Linked DNA regions of Mus musculus: region 2 is linked to region 1. Evidence: chromatin loops called from intact Hi-C (ENCODE). Cell type or tissue: left cerebral cortex. All regions are shown on one strand.

Region 1 (4,000 bases):
TTCACTATGTAGTTGCCACTGGATTTGAATTCACAACTCTCCTGCATATGGTGACAAATGCCTACTGGCCACGTCCATGAGGTACCTTTAATACTATAGCAAGAAAACAGTTTTCACAAATTCAGAGATTACAAACATACATTGTGTATGTTGCTTATAACTGAACCCAGAGCCATACTTCTGAGCCACGCAGAAGCAATAGAGCACCAAGCACTAAAGACTCGAGGTACAGGTCAGCCATAAAACTCCTAGATTCACGCTACAACCAATAATCAAAGCAAGCATTTACTACAGGGCCACAATCAAACCCTAGATATGTAAATACCACCCACTCATATAATACTGTCAAACTTCTCTAAGCCGAATTACCTGATTCCTCAAACGGCAGCTGTGAGGCCTGTACAAGCGATGTAAGGGAGGATGAACAGCGTATCTGAGTTGGGTTATCTAGTAAGCGTTCTGACTAGTTCTATTTGCCCTTCACCCTGCAACCCTCCTTAGTTAAGTGGCTACAACCATCTGTGACACTATCAAGAACAAGAAGTACTTACATGTAGATTCAGAAAAGACTTTTGGAAGAGAAAAAACATCATATAACATAGAAAATTATCTAATGACACCAAATTGGCTCCATGGAAAACAAAAAACAAAATCGTAATCACTTTTCATCACTGGCTGTCTCATTTCATTAGTTCCTTGCTTTCAACTCAAACCTTTAAAGCTCGATTCTTCACAGCGGAAAAAGACTAGTAAAAATGGATGACAAAATATTTATCCTCACTAGGTTACATGCCAGGGAGAGAGGAGACAAAATGGTAATCATCAATATATCAATATATTTAATGAGACTCAGTGGCTTACAGATAAAAAAAAAAAAAATGGAAGGGGGAGGGGAGTGGGCGGAAGTACTGAGGAAGGTGGAAAAAAAAAAAAAACCCGTAGGATGTTACAGGTTCACCTTGCAAACTTTATTACCCACATTCAACAGCTGTTAAATAAGTCATCAAAATACTCAGATCTGTGGGAAGAGAATTTACACACTCCTGACAGTCTCATCGCCTCTGCTTCAAGAAAGGAAATCGCTCAACTCCTCAACACAGCTGTTGCGAGCCTCGCATCGGGATCAGACCCGATGCTCCGGGAACCCAGAGTCCAGAGCCCAGGCGGAAAGTTGGACGAGCGGCCGTCGGCGGGCAGGGGGCCACCGGGTTCGAACACCCGGTCCTCGCCCTCCGCGCAGGCAGCGGCCGAGGCCGTGGGTCGGGGTCGAGCAGGGGTCCCTGTTAGTCATCCGGCCCCGCTGCCCCGGCCCCGGGTCCGCCCATCGCGCAGGGCCAGCACGGCCGCGCCCGCCACCCCCGCCGGCCCCTCGCCGGCTGCCACGTAACCCTTCGCGGGAAGCAGGAACTGCGCGGCGCGGGAGGGGGCGGCGGGCCGGACCGGGCCAGGGCTGCAGGGCCGCGGGGGGCTGCGCAGCTCCGGCCGGGTACGCTAGGGTCGGCGGGCCTGGCCAGGGGTCCGGGGTCCGGGAAGGAGGGCTCACCTCGAACATAAGCCCCAGCAGGAAAAGCATCGCCAGGCAGGAGACGATGTCCGCGTGATTCTGCAGCAAGAATTCGTGGCTCAGCAGCGGCGGGTTCTTGTTGCTCTTCTTGCGAATCGCCATGGTGGAGCCGCCGCCTGTGCCTGCAGGTGCTTCCTCCGCCCCGCTCCGAGCTCTCGGCTGCTCACCGCCGCGCCGCCGCCTCCCGCTGGCTGCTCCGCACAGCCCCGCCGCAGCCGCTCGCTGGGGCTTCACTTCCCATCCCACAGCCAGTACGCAGCCGCCGGGGCGGCCCGAGAAAAAAAAAAAAAAAAAAAAAAAAAAAAAAAAAAAAAAAAAGGCCAGCCTGCAGCGGTGGCGAGCATGCGCACCAGGAAGAAACCGCGCGCTCGCGCCGTGGCCGCACCTGGTGGCCCACAGCGCCCCCTGTGGGCTGGAGGTCGCGGAACGCGAGTGGCGCGCGGAGGTTTCGCGCTGGGAGTTGGGAGTCGTTTGGGGCGCGAGCTTCCTGGGAATGGTTCATACCTTCGCGTGCTGCTGCAGCATGCACGGCTGCTGGGTGCCTTCGCGCCCTCCCGACCCACCCTGGCCTTGGTGCTACCACGTTCCACACTTGTTGGCCACTTGTGTAAGCGATAGCCACCGTCTAGAAAATTTGGAAAAACGAAGTAGCCTGCTTGTTCAAGGGCTTTTCGCGAGTTTGAGCCTTCCAACGTTGCTGTGGATGAGCTAGTGGTTGACTCCTGTAGTCCCATTGTTTGGGACGCTGAGGCAGGAGAAGTGCTCTGAGTTTAATACCATCCAGGGCTACATAGAAGCATCTTGTTTCTAAGTCAAAAATCAAAAACCAAAACCAAACCAAACCAAAAATCCCCTAAGTGTTAAACGCTTGCTTACCTCAGAGTTAAGCTCTTTTCTGTCCTGTCCAACTCCCCGGTCCCCACTGGAAGTTTAGATTTACTTGTTACATGGTATTAACACTACTTAGGAATCCCAAGAAATCGTGAAAAGGGATCCCTTGCCAAATCCTCCACTCTCCTACTTCTGTTTAACCCGGGGTATTTATTTTTTTCTGAAAAAGTGCACTACTTGCCCAGTCCAGAAGCTAAAATCCTAGGTTGCATCTTTTTATTAGCCTTTTGACATCTAATATAGCACCAAATCCAGGCAATTCAGTCTCTTTCCCTATTCCCACCGCTATAGTATAGCCAGGAGGGGGCCTGGCCTGGAATATTACATTTCCAGTGTAATCATGGTAGTTTAAAAAGGTGGTTACTGCCGGCAGTGGTCACACGGGCCTTTAATCCCAGTACTTGGGAGGCATAGGCAGGCGGATTTCTGAGTTCGAGGCCCGCCTGGTTTATAGAGTGAGTTCCAGGATAACCAGGACTACACAAAGAAACCCTGTTTTGAAAAATCAAAAAAAAAAAAGTGGTTATTGCGTCAATTTATTATTATGCTCAACTTATTGCCTGTGTTTCTACAGACAAGTTACTTCTATGAGGCTCAATTCCCTTACTTATGTATCCATTGGCTCAACAAGTAAGGATAGAGAGTTGACCTAGTAGAAACTTCACTGGGGATTCAGAACATAAGGGAAATGTCAAATTAACTGATCATTATGGGCTTACATTCTCATGCTGGAGAGAGAATCTTTTTAAAATATTTTAAAAGTGCAATGTGTTAAGTGGAGCTGAAGCACCAGGAGGAGAAGCTTAGGACAGCTGACGAGGAAGCAAAGCCAGTAGGTTTCATTTGTTGGGAGGGTGATGGCGTCCACCTCAATTATCCAAGGGGCTTCTTCAAGGCTCAAGAGAGCGGGGCACTAGACTTAGCTATTATTTTCCTTTCTGGTTAACATTGTGTTTTACTTAGTTCCAGGTCAGTTCCCACTTGCTCCCCATCTAGAATGTTCTTTGTGAAAGCACTGTTCTTTCCTGTTTTCTCCTTTTCTTTCATGGAAAACTATCCTTTCATGATCTGGTCCTGCTTGCCCAAAACAGGCTTGGTCTTGTCCTTCAGTCTCCCCCACTCCTGACTCTGATTTGCATTGCGGAAGACTAAGAAGCTATGGCATGCTTTCCCAAACTCCTTTCTGCCTTTGTGTCATTTTTTGTCTTTGTCTGGAACATTTTCTTGTCTTCTCTACCTAGCAGAGTTTGTGGTTCCTTCAAGTCTTCACAGATACCAAGGCTGACCAAACCAACCTGATCTTATGATCACACTATATTCTAACAGAGCTTGGATATAAAAATTATAGAGTTCACTAATTTAAGGTGTATGTTCCTATTGGCTATCATGTATTTACAGAGTTGCACAATTGTTAACACAACCTTAGTATGTGTATATTTAATCCCCAAAAGAAACCTTGTACAGATTACCTGTACAGTGTTACTGTTCTGATGTTAAATGTTCCCCAAAACTGTGTATTAAAGCTTCATCCAGGGCTGATGGGCT
Region 2 (4,000 bases), 440 kb before region 1:
GATTCCTGGTGCTCCTAGGAGAAAGCAGAAGCCTGGGTCTGCTTCAGAGGGCTTGGCTGGCAAGGGGCTTTTCCTAGATAGCTGTTCAAATGCTAGCTGGCTCACTCTCACTCATACTTACAGCACTCTGGCTAGGCTCCCCTGGCACTTTGCAGTTACAATGTCCTCTCTGAGTGTGTGAGTGTCACCTGCTGTCACTGTGCCTCAGGTTTTGGACCTCTGCTTTTGCATGGAGTTACCTCTGAGCTCTTAGCACTCCCTGCCTGTGAAAACCATGGCTATAGGAGAGGTATCAGCCCTTGGGAAGTGATAAACCCAAACAAAGGAACACATGGTTAGTGTACAATCTACCCCGCTGTCTGACATTCTTACCTGCTATGTATACATACCAGATACACATACAGTAAGGAAGGAAGATATGGTAAGCTTCGTGCACCTAATTATCACGTTTTAAGGACACGTGTGAGAAACAGCTACAGGACTCCTACCCGCTGTCAGTAGTATCTCTGAAGCCCACAATCAGGGTTACAAAACCCAGAAAAGCCACAGTGGGAAAGCCAATCCAGGACATTGCTGAGCAATGGGCGGGTGAGGTCTACTGTAGCCCTGCTGCTAACAACACAAAGGCTCTGGAGTGAGGAAGTTCAGTGCTCATTTACACTCCACTCTCTCCAATGGGATCAAGCTATTGCTTGGTTTTGAGTATGCGGAGGTGGCCTAAGAGGTTATTTCTTTAAACATTTTACTGTTTCTGTGGCGTGTGCAGGCACCCGTGTGCAGGCACCCGTGTGCAGGCACGAGGACAATGTGGAGAGTTGGCTCTTTCCACTCTGACTTCGGGGATTTAATTCAGTTCTCCCTGGCCCTCTTCATTTTTTGAGACTGGATCTCTCATAACCGGGGCTGGCTTAAGACTTGCTAATGATGCCGAGTCCCCACCCTCCTGCGTCTCTCTGACAGGATGAACCTTTCCTGAGGGTTGGACGTGGCAGTGTACATCAGTGTGTTAGGAAGAGCTGGAAAGCACGTCACAGTTGCATTTGCTGTAGGCTGCTTTCTGCGTGTAAATAGTTATTTTCTTGTTTTTTTTCAAGGTGGGAGTGTTGTTTTTTTGTTTGCTCTAAGATAGGGTAATGTGTAGCCCAGGCTGGTCTTAAACTCACAGTGTAGTTGACCTTGAACTCCTGACTCTCTTGTCTCTGCCTCCTCAGAGCCAGAGTTACAGGCATGCACCATCATGCCTGCTGTTTTTGTAGTGTGCTCTTTTGATCCCAGCACTTTCCAGGCCGACAAGGCAGAGAGAAGCGTTTGGCCTTCAGAAGGCCCACAGCCACCCTAAGGTGCACTCTGGGCTCCTGCTGCTTACCCGAGATGCATCTCCCTCCTGCTTGATCATGTCCATTCCAGGCAGTTGGTTTGGGAAAAGGTTGCCTCCCCTCAGAGCAGGGTCATTGACCTGTGGTGACAACATGACACATTTCCGATTTTAAGTTTTGTGGCCCTAGGGAAAAGAGGCTGTATCCCACAGCTAACAGCTTTCCATGTGCACACATGGGGCAGAGGAGGCTGCAAACACTACTTACCTTCAAAAGCACAGCTTATTTGCACATTTTCATTTATAGGCTGGTGACTCAGCCCTGAGAGCGTGAAGCACCTGAGACCATCTGCCACTTCTGCTCTCAGGCAAGTCATTAATTAGCAAGAATGACGTGAGAACACCCAAACTGGCTTTTGGGAATGGACTGGCCAAAAAACCTACTCATCAGCATTTATGTGTTTTTAAAAAAAACTCTTCTCATTACATTTACTTGTGTGTGATGGCTGCATGTATGTCCGAGGCCGGAGTGTAGAGGCCAGCTCTCTCGGGGGAGTCTGGGGACTACACTCAGGTGGTGAGGCTTGGTGGCAGGCACTTTTACTCATGGAGCTAGCCCACCAGGGCTAATAAGACAATGATTTTTCAGCAGACACACTGGGGTTGTGGGTTTGGACCTGGGCTTCTATATAAACTCCGAAACTCAAAAATATTTAAATCCATGCACACATTTCAAATGGTCTGGGTTGATGAATGTTCCTGAGTGGGCTGGCCCATGATTACGCTCGGTTCTGTGTCTCTGTGTACCTCACTCTCAACACTGGCCCGACAGAGCAGAAGGTGCTCCTGGCCCGTGTGGGCTACACATCTTCTCCCTACCCTTTCTAACATGCGCTTAGAGTCCAGGCTGGTCTGGAACTAAAGTCACCAGCACTGGAGCATCAAGGGGGCAACAGTGTGCCAGCCTTGTCACGTAAGCAAAGCGGCCCCGAGAGTGACCGGCTGGTAGGCTGTGTGGCCATGCTTACCAGAGGTTTTAAAAAGCTAGTTTTGTTTTGTTTTTTGAGAGAGGATTTCTGTGTGTAGCCCTGCCCATTCCGGAATATGCTCTGCAGAGCAGGCTGGACTTGAACTCGGAGATCCACCTGCCTCTGCCTCCCCAGTGCTGGGACTAAAGGTGTGGGTCACCATGCCCAGCAGAAACTTCCTAACACCTACCACTCCATTTCTAAATCCCACAAATGATAAAAAAGGTTAATGATGTGAAAATTAGGAAATAAAAACCAAAACAAAGCAAAAAACCCCCAACATGTTAGCAGCCAGGAGTCCTTCCCAATAGTTCCTTCGTCATTAACAAGTATTTTTTGTTAAATCTCACTGGCACAGGTGAAAATAAGGTGAAAAAACACTTTTCAAAATAGATATGGGATTTGTGGCATAAACAGACACAAAGCCAAGGAGAACGTTCTGAGCTGCTTCTCTGAGGCTCTTACCTGCTCGGGACCCATGGAGGGCAGTCCTGACGTAGGCACGGAGGTCACTGAGGTCATGCTCATCTGGCCTGTCATCTGGTTCATGCTGCTCAAGCCACCCGTGTTGGTTGCCATCGACACACTGATGTTCATGTTGTTACTATACATGCTGGTGTTTGCTTGTTGCCCAAAGTGTGGTGGGGACTGCTGTGAGAACATGCTGTAGCGTGGGAGACAGAGTTAGTCTGATGGTAAGCTGAGGCAGTCTCTATCTAAATGGGTGCTGGCCCAGGCATCAGGCTTGCTTCTTCCCTTGCACACATTGCTGGGAAGCACACACACTCCTGCTTTCCCAGCTGCTGGGGGCTTGCTGTTTGCTTCTTAGCATGTGCACTGATGAAGCCTGGCTCTGTGCCACCGCCATCCACAGGAATTCTACAGTTAGGAGTGGCAACTGCTTAGAGGTAATGTTTTTGCTCTAAAACAAGAGGTGCTGTGCTAGGCTTCTGTGAAATTGTTGACTTTTGCTAAGAATAAGCTAGCTTTTTAGCAGTTCATTTGCTATTGCTTGCTAAACGCCACCACCGCCTGGCTAGGGGTGATCATTTATATCAGACGCAGTAATGTGATGTTACCTGTTTCCACCCATGCTCCCCTGTGCCCATCCATTCATGTCTGAGGTGGGCTGGTAGGCTGGGTTGGCTTGAGACTGCTGCATCATGGGACTCTGAGTATGTGCCATCCGGGGAGACATTAGAGGACTCTGGGGAGTTGTAGCCCCAGTAAAGCCAGGATCAGGTTGTTGACTTATTCCTTAAAAACAAAAACAAAACAGAAGCCCAAAGGAGATTGTTATCTATATCATAGAGAGAATGTTCCAAATTAAGTATACACAGAAAAATTACTTTCAATTATCTGATTATGTGCAAATTATTAGATATTTGAAAGAAGCTGAGACAGAAGTACATGGAGAAAACCCTCTCTATACTTGAAAGCTCTCCAAGAGTCACAGGGCTCCGAGGATGCACACTAGCATCAGGGCTAGAGTCAGAGAAATGACATTTGTTCCTGAAGCCCTCTCTAAACCAAGGACGAGTCTACTATGTAGAGACTTGATTTTATCTGAGCCGGTCAGTCAGTGTAATAGTATCGTTCCTTTTAAATTTAGTCTGAGCTCATTAAATTCATCTATATACCAACAGTCAACATATGA

The links. Peaks named below come from ENCODE experiments on the same cell type or tissue, not always from the same donor. Only the 100,000 strongest peaks of a DNase experiment are listed, where the experiment ranks them.
Region 2: a loop joins it to region 1, with 2.8 times the contacts of the local background. A loop is called at or near these places in 1 of 42 quality-filtered maps.

Annotation. Positions count from the first base shown.
Region 1 is chr1:13,588,057-13,592,056 of GRCm38, forward strand. It overlaps Tram1 (translocating chain-associating membrane protein 1), which reads right to left and starts at 1,854. Exons shown (of 11, transcript NM_028173.5): 1 at 1,544-1,854. The coding sequence starts at 1,666. In left cerebral cortex, a CTCF peak has its summit at 1,979 (motif pointing left); DNase peaks (open chromatin) are centred at 1,137, 1,440 and 1,903; H3K4me3 peaks cover 2,044 bases; H3K27ac peaks cover 775 bases.
Region 2 is chr1:13,145,509-13,149,508 of GRCm38, forward strand. It overlaps Ncoa2 (nuclear receptor coactivator 2), which reads right to left. Exons shown (of 23, transcript NM_008678.3): 20 at 3,423-3,600; 21 at 2,809-3,007; 22 at 1,367-1,456. Among named protein-coding and RNA genes, the nearest start is that of Prdm14, 20 kb to the left of the region's middle. In left cerebral cortex, no CTCF peak of the experiment used is centred here; DNase peaks (open chromatin) are centred at 1,646 and 3,244.